Regions from separate parts of the Homo sapiens genome. Here region 1 is linked to region 2. Evidence: read pairs that join two places in POLR2A ChIA-PET (ENCODE). Cell type or tissue: GM12878. All regions are shown on one strand. Links, peaks and the distances in the headings refer to the core of each region. The heading gives the core; the rest is flanking DNA. Region 1 has its middle 76 kb from the start of DUSP21. Region 2 overlaps KDM6A (lysine demethylase 6A).

Evidence for each region. Peaks named below come from ENCODE experiments on the same cell type or tissue, not always from the same donor. Only the 100,000 strongest peaks of a DNase experiment are listed, where the experiment ranks them.
Region 1: POLR2A ChIA-PET joins it to region 2 with 6 read pairs; 3 of 35 experiments call an interaction of 5 or more read pairs at or near these places.

The regions. Positions count from the first base shown.
Region 1 is chrX:44,765,038-44,770,428 of GRCh38, forward strand. No RefSeq gene overlaps it. Among named protein-coding and RNA genes, the nearest start is that of DUSP21, 76 kb to the right of the region's middle. In GM12878, for the core only: no CTCF peak of the experiment used is centred there; a DNase peak (open chromatin) is centred at 2,778.
Region 2 is chrX:44,876,299-44,881,689 of GRCh38, forward strand. All of the region lies in intron 2 of KDM6A (lysine demethylase 6A), which reads left to right. Among named protein-coding and RNA genes, the nearest start is that of KDM6A, 5.8 kb to the left of the region's middle. RefSeq lists a silencer at 2,672-2,813. In GM12878, for the core only: no CTCF peak of the experiment used is centred there; no DNase peak of the experiment used is centred there; H3K4me3 peaks cover 347 bases.

The sequences.
Region 1 (5,391 bases), core at 74-5,073, 110 kb before region 2:
AGGAATTCGAAACCACCCTGGGAAAACATGGCGAAACCCTGTCTCTACTAAAATACAAAAAATTAGCCAGGCGTGGTGGTGCACGCCTGTAGTCCCAGCTACACGGGAGGCTGAAGCACGAGAATCTCTTGAGTCCCGGAGGCAGAGGTTGCAGTGAGCCTAGATCATGCCACTGTACTTCAGCCTGGGCTACAGAATGAGACTCTGTCTCAAAAATATATTTTTTTTTGAATAAAAAATAATTTTAAATCCTGCATGAAAGTATGAAAGAGGGATGAGGAAGCAACACTTCCTCCCCACAGCAACCTGGTAATGCCCCTATTTTCACCTCTTCTGACCCTGGTGTCTCCCAGCTGTGTCCCTGGCTATAGCCCACACTGCACATATTCTAGGCCACCAGGCCCTCTTCCCCACCATATTAGTCATCAGCTTTCTATTGGCTTTCCTCTCCCCAGAATTTTTGAAATCCCTCATGCATAGATATTCCCACCACCACCACCACAGTCTCCTGACTGCCTATGACTGCCTATGATCTCTTCTTAGTTATTGGCTTATACTTGTTTTCCCTGCTCCTTTATTATTTTAAAGGGGCCTCAGGAAGGATAGGAAATAAACAGAGGTGCTCAGTCCACTCTTCTGAGTCAGAAGTTTGCAACATATTTTAACTTCAGCATGTTCAGTTTGAAATGCACATTTTGAAAGCTCTCAGGAGGTGGTTCCAATAATCCCCATCCCTCGCACTCCCTTGGAGACTTCCTGTTGACTTGAACAGTCTGGTCCACCCACTTTCCAACTCCGCTGGCTCACTAAAAGGTACCAACAACCCCCTAGCTGGCCATAAAGCTGAGCTGATTCCTTCTTTATCCTGAATCCCAACATCTAATCCACCAGCAAGCTCTGTCATTTCTATCATTAAAAGCATCTCGTGGGCAAAAAAAGAAAAATTACAAGCCAAACTGACTAAAGCCAAGGATTTTTTAAAAATCCTAATTAAAATTTTAAAAGTGTTCAAAAATAGCACACTGTGACCAAAATGGGTTGATTCCAGAAATGCCAGAATGATTCAATATTAGGAAATGTACCAAAGCAATTCATTGTATTAATAGATCAAACAAGTAAAGCCATGTAATTTTATTAATAAATGCTAAGAAGGCATTTAATAAAATTAAACATCCATTCTTGGCTTTAAAATCTCTTTATAAAACAGAAAGTAAATGTAAAACATAGCATAAAAACAACATGTTATAGGCCAGCTCACTGGCTCATGCCTCTAATCCCAGCATTTTGAGAGGCTGAGGCGGGAGGATTGTTTGAACACAGGAGTTTCAGACCAGCCTGGGCAACATAGCAAGACCCCCATCTCTACAAAAAAAAAAGAAAAGAAAATTAGCCAAGCATGGTGGCGCACACCTGTAATTCCAGCTACTCAGGAGGCTGAGGTGGAAGGATCAATTGAGCCCCGGAGTTGGAGGCTGCAGCAAGCTATAATCATGCCACTGCACTCCAGCCTGGATGATGGAGTAAGACTCTGTCTTAAAAAAAAAAAAAAAAAAAGACCTTGGACTAGAACTTAGCATTCACTACTATCTCCTTCACTGGAGCCATGAGCACTCTGTAGATTAAAAAAAAAAAAATTCTAAAATTCATATGGAACCAAAAAAGAGCCCAAATAACCAAAGAAATCCTAAGCAAAAAGAACAAAGCCATAGGCATCACACTACCCAACTTCAAATTATACTGTAAAGCCCCAGTAACCAAAACAGCATGGTACTGGTACAAAAGCAGACACATAGACCAATGGAACAGAATAGAAAAGTGAGAAATAAAGCCACACACCTACAACCATCTAATCTTCAGCAAAATTGACAAAACAAGCAATAGAGAAAGGACTCCCTGTTCAATAAATGGTGCTGGGATAACTGGCTAGCCATACGCAGAAGATTGAAGCTGAACCCCTGCCTTTCACCATATACAAAAATCAACTCAAAATGGATTAAAGATTTGAATTTAAGACTTCAAACTATAAAAATCCTGGAAGATGGCTGGGCATGGTAGCTCACACCTGTAATCCCAGCACTTTGGGAGGCCGAGGCGGGCAGATCACCTGAGGTTGGGGGTTCGAGACCAGCCTGATCAACATGGAGAAACCCTGTCTCTACTAAAACTACAAAATTAGCTGGGTGTGGTGGCGCACGCCTGTAATCTCAGCTATTCGGGAGGCTGAGGCATGAGAATCGCTTGAACCCAGGAGGCGAAGGTTGCGGTGAGCTGAGATCGCGCCATTGTAATCTAGCCTGGGCAACAAGACCAAAACTCCATCTCTGAAAAAAAAAAAAAGAATCCTGGAAGACAACCTAGGAAATACTCTTCTCGACACTGGCCTTGGCAAAGAATTTTTGGCTAAGTCCCCAAAAGCAATTGTAACGAAAACAAAAATAGAGAAGTGGGAACTAATTAAACTGAAGAGCTTCTGCACAGCAAAAGAAACCATCAACAGAGCAAACAGACAACCTACAGAGTAGGAGAGGATATTTGCAAACTATGCATCTGACAAAATCCTAATATCCATAATTTATAGGGTCTTAAATAAGCAAGCAAAAAACAAAAAACCCCATTACAAAATGGACAAAGGACATGAACAGACACTTCTCAAAAGAAGACATACGTGCAGCCAACAAGCACATGAAAAAATGCTCCACATCACTAATCATTAGAGAAATGCAAATCAAAACCACAATGATATATCATCTTACAACCAGAATAGTTATTATCAAAAAGTCAAAACACAGTAGACATTGGCGAGGCTGTGGAGAAAAGGAAACTATACACTGTTGGTGGGAATGCAAACTAGTTCAGTCACTGTGGAAAGTAGTTTGGAGATTTCTCAAAGAACTTGTAATAGAACTACCATTCTACCCAGAAATCCCACTACTGGGTATATACTCAAAGGAAAATAATTTATTCTATCAAAAAGATAAATGCACACATATGTTCACTGCAGCACTATTCACAATCGCAAAGACATGGAATCAACCTAAATGCCCATCAAAGGTAGACTGAATTTTTTAAAAAGTCTACCTTTTTAAAAAGTATATATTCCATAGTATACACCATGGAATACTATGCAGCCATAAAAAAGAACAAGATCATGTCCTTTGCAGCAACATAGATGGAGCTGGAGGCCATTATCCTAGGCAACCTAATGCAAGAACAGAAAATCAAATAGTGCATATTCTCACCTACAAGTGGGAGTTAAACATTGAGCGCACATAAACATAAATATGCAGACAATAGACACCATGGACTCCTAGAGGATGGAGGGAAGTGGGTATGGGTTTAAAAAACGACCTATGGGCTGGGTACAATGGCTCATGCCTGTAATCTCAGCACTTGGAGAGCCTGAGGCAGATGGATCACCTGAGGTCAGGAGTTCAAGACCAGCCTGACCAACGTGGTGAAACCCCAACTCTACTAAAAATACAAAAATTAGCCAGGCATGGTGGTGTGTGCCTGTAGTCCCAGCTATTCGGGGGGCTGAGGCAGGAGAATTGCTTGAACCCGGGAGGTGGAGGTTGCAGTGAGCCGAGATCATGCCACTGCACTCCAGCCTGGCCAACAAGAGCAAAACTCTATCTTAAAAAAAAAAAAAAAAAAAAAAAAACCTTTCGAGTACTAGGCCCACTACCTGGGTAACAGGATCCATGCTCCGAACCTCAACATCATGCAATTGTTTCATATAACATACCTGCACATATACCCCCTGTATTTAAAATAAAAGTTGAATTTTTTTAATGCCTTATTCCTCATTAGCATAGTGATGAGAAAAGAATAAAAGAAGGCCGAGGCGGGCAGATCATTTGAGGTCAGGAGTTCGAGACCAGCCTGGCCAGCATGGTGAAACCCTCTCTCTAATAAAAATACAAAAATTAGCCGGGCCTGATGTCAGGAGCCTGTAACCCCAGCTACTCAGGAGGCTGAGACAGGAGAATCACTTGAACCCGGGAGGCAGAGGTTGCAGGGAGCCGAGACCACACCATTGCATTCCAGCCTGGATGACAAGAGCGAGACTCCACCTCAAAAAAAAAAAAAGTATAAAAGAATACATTATGCCCAGGGATGAAAAATTTCTGGAGATACTTCTCTGCAGAATTCACAGAGAAAAAAAAGTTCTGGGGATGGATGGTGGTGTTACCTGCACAACAGTGTGAGTGTACTTTGTGCCACTGAACTATACACTCAGAAATGATTAAAATGGTAAATTTTATGTCATGTATATTTGACTACTGTGTGTGTGTGTGTGTGTGTGTGTGTGTGTGTGACTGTATGATGCCCAAAGTCCCATAATGCTTATTGGGAAAACACTGGAAGCATTCTCACTGGAGACTGGAATTAAGACAAGGATTTTCACTATCATTGCTATTATTTAACCTTAACCTGGAGATACTGGCTAAAGTAATTAGACAAAATAAATAAGTTAAAGGTATAAAATTGGATATCAGAAGGTTAAAATTTCACTACTGACATTTGATACAATTGTATACCTAGAAAAATCAAAAGAATCAACTGTAAAGCTATTCTACAAAATAAGATAGTTAAATAAAATGTACAGATACAAAATTAATTAAAGTGAATATATATGCATAATTTATATGTGACCTTAAGATACACAAAAAGAAGACATATTGGAAGAAAAGATCTCATTTACACAAGCCGTGAAAAACATAAAATACCTAGAAATACACTTAAAAAAATTTTTTTGAGACCAATTCTCACTCTGTTGCCCAGGCTAGAGTTCAGTGGTGCGATTTCAGCTCACTGCAACCTCTGCTCCCGGGTTCAAGCGATTCTCATGCCTCAGCCTCCTAAATAGTTGGGACTACAGGCGTGAGCCACCAAGCCTGGCTAATTTTGGTTTGTATTTTTAGTAGAGACAGGGTTTCACCATGTTGGCCAGGCTGGTCTTGAACTCCTGACCTCAGGTTATCCACCCGCCTTGGCCTCCCAAAGTGCTGGGATTACTGGCATGAGCCACCACGCCCAACCAAAATACGCTTGAAATATTTGCATGTTCCATATGATGAAAACTTATACATATGCCAAGGACACAACAGACATTTAAAACAGAAAGGAATAGCATATTTTTGGATAAGAAAAAAAATTAACATCATAGAAATTGTTCGTTTTTCCCACATTAATCTGTAACTTGAATGTGAGCCCAATTTAAAAATGCCAACAGGATTTCCTCTGAATCTAGACAAACTATTTTCTAGAGTTCATGTGAGCAAAAAAGAACAATCAAGAATAGACAATAGTCCAGGAGCAGTGACTCATGCCTGTAATCCCAGCACTCCGTCTCAAAAAAAAAAAAGAGTAGACAATAATTTTTTTTCC
Region 2 (5,391 bases), core at 292-5,291:
GACATTATATAACTTCGCACCCTCTGTTTGAATTGGGTTCTGAATGAAGTGAATGAGCTGGAGTCCTGCTGTAGGAAGTCTTGAATTATTTAGTTTCATCCTTCTTTTAACAGTCCTCGAAGCAGTATTTTTTTGTTTTTTATTTTTATTTTTTGTGGAATGTTGAGCTATGTTGGTTTCAGAATTCTTATTCCCTGAAAGTCTTAAGAGTTGGCTTTCCTTTACTGGGCAGGTTTAGGCTACTTACCTGAGGGCAGATAATGGAATTGAATAACTCCCAGAATTCCCTTTTTAGCTTTGATTTTTGTCCTGCCATGCCCCCCCACCCCCAACCCCCCGGCCCCAATTTAGTCTGCACTTTGTATAACGTTTTCCTTTCTGGCAGAAATTTAGCTATTACTACTTGTTTTCAAAAATTCTTATTCCTATGTATATTATTGGATTTTCTTTCAAGTTTTTAAAATTCACATTTGTATGTTAAAAAAAACTCTTGACCTAAAAGCTTTAGAAAGTTGAAAGCATTAAATATGTCTCTTACTTGTCCCTTAACATATGTACGTATACATATATACACACGTGTACATATACATATATACACACGTATACATATACGTATACACACATATACATATACGCATATACACACGTATACGTATATACGCACGTATATGAATACGTATATACACGTATACGCATACGTATATACACACGTATACGTGTATACATATATACATGTATATACATACGTATGTATATGCGTATACACATATATGTATATATATGCATATGCGTATGTATACGTATGTACATATCTATATGTGTATTCCTTTTCCAGGTGTGCAGTTTATTCAAACCACTGATTTCTCATCGTCTCCCGAATGTTTTTGTCAGATTCAGTTATATTAGAGTCATTGAAAGAATTTTTTGTTTGTAGGATGGCCATTTGATATACAATGCCTGGGGTTTTGGATTAAAAAAATAAGGTAGTTAATACAATGTATTATTTTTTGGTAATGTCTTTAAGGTTGTAAACAGCTAGAGCCTGCGTAATTAGAGTTCTTGTGATATAGGGTGATCTTGAACAGTGCTCTTGAATGCTGACCCTTAATCTTCTGGTAATGTAATAATTCAAGATTCTTATTTTTAAAATTTCAGTGGAGTTATCGAAAACTAAGCAAAATATTTTAACAGAAATTAACTTGTGACTTTTTTAGTACATTTTTGAAAACCTTTTGGGTTTTTTTTTTTTTAAGTAGGGTAAGGATTTGAGTTAAAGTAGAATATATACGAATATATACCATAAATGTAGTAAGTTTAAATATAGTAGTACTACCAAGTATAGTTATAGTAATAATGCTAGGGGACTGGGGAATCTTATCTGCGTCAGGGAACTATTGCTAAAATACACAGTTTTGAACAAAGTATCTTATTTTTAAGTTTTTCTTAAATACTCTTATTGGAAATTTTTTTGGTAATTCTATTAGTAGAAAGATTATACAAAATACTTAGAAGTTATAGATTGTATATCACTTAAAAATGTATGTGCTTTTTTCCGTAGGACATATTAGCATTAAAACAGTTGGTGTTTTAAATTTTTTTGATAATAGAAGTAGTTTAAGATCCATTGAAACATATTTTCTTAAATTTGGTTTGCTGGCGTGTTTGGTAGGGGAAATTATTAGGTCAGTTCTAGAGGTGGCTTTTTTAAATTGTAATATTTGGATGTTGATTAAAAACATTCTCATTTATGTGTGTTTTTTGTTTGCTGGCACTTAAAGGCATACAGGTTGAGTATCCTTTATCCAAAATGCTTGGAACCAGATGTGTTTTGGATTTGGGATTTTTTTGGGTTTCAGAATATTTGCAGAATACATACCAGTTGAGCATCCCTAATCTGAAAATCTGAATTCCAAAATGCTCCAATGAGCATTTCCTTTGAGTGTCATGTTGGTACCCAAAAAGTTTTAGATTTTGGATTTTCAGATTAGGGATGCTCAACCTGTAAATTCATTTCCAGTGCTAAAGATGGCTAGTGTTTTGGTTAGAAAAGTCATGAGAGCCTGTCTCAAAAAACAAAAACAAACAAAAAAAGAAAGTAGCCATGGAAATAATGTCATGCTTTGTGTTTTAAAGAGTTTTCTAGTTTGGAAGATTGTCTTCTGAACACTTGCAGTCTTAATTTTTTACGTGGACAAAGTCTTATATACTTGGTATTTCCTAAAGTTTTGATTTGTGCCTGGTAATAAAGATATACTAAGATTATAGAACATATTTGCATATTTGGTCACAAATTAGAACTGCAGCAATACATAAACAGGCACTTTTAAAGTTCTGGTTTTCTTTTTCAGTAAATAGTTCTTTCTGTCGAATCAATTACAAATTGAAATAACTAGAGAGCATTTGACTGCCACCTCTAGATACTTTTTGTTTTTTTTTTTAATTTGAGACAGTCTCACACTATCCCCCAGGCTGGAGTGCAGTAGAGTGATCTCGGCTCACTGCAACCTCGGTCTTCCAGGTTCAAGTGATTCTTATGCCTCAGCCTCTTGCGTAGCTGGGATTACAGGTGCCTGCCACCACACCCGGCTAATTTTTGTGTTTTTATTAGAGGTGGGGTTTCACCGTGTTGGCCAGACTGGTCTCAAACTCCTGACCTCACGTGATCAGCCCACCATGGCCTCCTAAAGTGCTGGCTTTGCAGGTGTGAGCCGCCGCACCTGGCCAATATCTTAAGCTGTTAAGAAAAACTGCCTGAGAGATGAATTTTTGTGACTTAGGTGAAGTGATAGGTCATGCACTTTAAACCAAAATGAAAGTTCATTGCTTGGCTAGCTGCAGAGTAAGTCTTTTTCTGACTTAAATTATGTAACATTTAGTTTTTGTTTACATAGTACCAATATTCTGCATCTTTGAAAGGATTTCTGTTAAGTTTATTTTTACTTTGAAATTCATTGTGATGCGTTGAACTCTTTGAAATTGATGTTAATGACTGCTAACACTGCATTATTAATAATATTTTTGAAATGTGTTATCTAGAGAGCTAATTTATGTTAAGAAAACACTACCAGCTTGTCTAAGAATTGAAATGGTGGTTAGGCTGTTTAGGACTCACATGTATTATTTGTAGATTAGTTAATTAATAAAGTTTATTTAATGAATGCATAATTGACAGTCTTAAGTACTCATATTGAAACTTCACATATAATTTTATCAGTTTTCCACATTGGTTTGTAAATTATCGTGACAGTAAATTAAAACAGTATATTAATGTACACTATGTGCAAGCCTTCTATGTAGATAGTATGAAGATAGCATAGATATTTCTTGCCCGTGTTGAACTTAAATTCTTTAAGAGGGGTGAGATAAGTTTAAGGGTGACTAACACAGGACCATCTTTGGGAGAAGAAAAATGTGAAATATTCTGAAAGTTTATGAGAAAGGTAAATTTAACAATTCACAAGTTAGAATGGCTCTTAAAGATGGGGATTGTTTGTTGATTGTGTTTCTTGGAGATGGTATTTCTTGATTTAGATGTTAGCAAGGCATCTTATAATTTTGTTTAGGAAAACATGATTTAAAAATCACATTTTAAGGCTGGGTGTGGTGGCTCACACCTGTAGTCCCAGCACTTTGGGAGGCTGAGGTGGGCGGATCACTTGAGGTCAGGAGTTTGAGACCAGCCTGACCAATATGGTGAAACCACGTCTCTACTAAAAATATAAAAATTAGCCGGGCGTGGTGGCGTGCACCTGTAGTCCCAGCTACTTGGGAGGCTGAGACAGGAGAATTGCTTGAACCTGGGAGGCAGAGGTTGCAGTGAGCTGAGATGGTGCCACTGCACTCCAGCCTGGGCGACAGAGCGAGACTTCATCTCAAAAAAAAAAAAAAAAAATCACATTTTAGCTTTTAGCAGATGTTCAAAGGATGATCTGCTGTGTGTTCTGTCCTTCTTTGATTTCATTTTGTAGTAATATTTACCTTGTTATGAGTTCTTAACTTGAGATTCTTAAATGAGTGTTCATGGGTCAATTTAAATTCTCTGACAGAGTTTGGAAGGACACTCAGGATGACTTAATGGTCATCTTGGAGTACAAGACACTTTTGGGGTGAGAAGGAGGGGAGATTTTAAACTGTTTTATAGATTTCTGTACTGCTTTTTTTTTTTTTTTTAACACCGTAGACATATATTACCTTAAAAATAATACAATAAGGCCAGGCGTGGTGGCTCGTGCCTGTAATCCCAGCACTTTGGGAGACTGAGGCGGATGGATCAACTGAGGTCAGGAGTTCGAGACCAGCCTGGCCAAAGTGGCAAAACCTCATCTCCACTAAAAACACAAAAAATTAGCCAGGCGTGGTGGTGGGCGCCTGTAATCCCAGCTACTTGGGAGGCTGAGGCAGGAGAATTGTTTGAACCAAGGAGGCGGAGGTTGCAGTGAGCCGAGATCGCGCCACTGCACTCCAGCCTGGGCAACAGAGCATGTCTCCATCTCAAACAAACAAACAAAAAAAAGTACTCTGATAGTACACCAGAATGTTATATTTTGGTTGACTAAAAATGGGTTTAAACTACCATGTCTATAGTTAGAAGAGATACTTGTAAAGGCCTTTCTTGCATTTTAATTACAGTCTGAAGTTGGGATACTTTTGAACTTGATGTTCCTTCAGTGAGGGTAGGAGTGAATGGAGTAGAGATGTACCCAATTAGGTCCTATTTCTTTGTGTTTTAGATGGCTTTGTGACAGTCACTGCGCTCATTCTTCATTTTGATCTTTAGCATTTCATTGCTGACTTTATTTTGAGTCTGATTTGGCACAGGCTGATACTTGGGACCTGATTAAGAACTGTAACCTGGGCCGGGCGCGGTGGCGCATGCCTGTAATCCCAGCACTTTGGGAGGCCGAGGCGGGCATCACGAGGTCAGGAGCTCGAGACCAGCCTGGCTAACATGGTGAAACCCCGTCTCTACTAAAAATACAAAAATTATCTGGGTGTGATGGCGCGTACCTGTAATCCCAGCTACTCGAGAGGCTGAGGCAGGAGAATATTGCTTGAACCCAGGAGATGGAGATTGCAGTGAGCCGAGATCGTGCCACTGAACTCCAGCCTGGCGACAGAGCAAGACACCATCTCAAAAACAAAAAACAACAAAAAAACTGTCACCTGGAAGGGTGGGAGTAATCCCTTGTTAGACAGTTTTAGGTTTCTGAGCTAATTTGTAGACTGCTTGCAACTTTCTTCTATAAGCTTTTATTATTTTTTCTCTTACCTATTTCTTCCTTATATTCCATCATTTGTTTACTTCTGTATATTATTAAAACTGTTGGTGGTGTTCCATTGTGAATGTATTCTTGTATGCTTTTTGTAATTTTCTCTGTGGTACTATTTTGT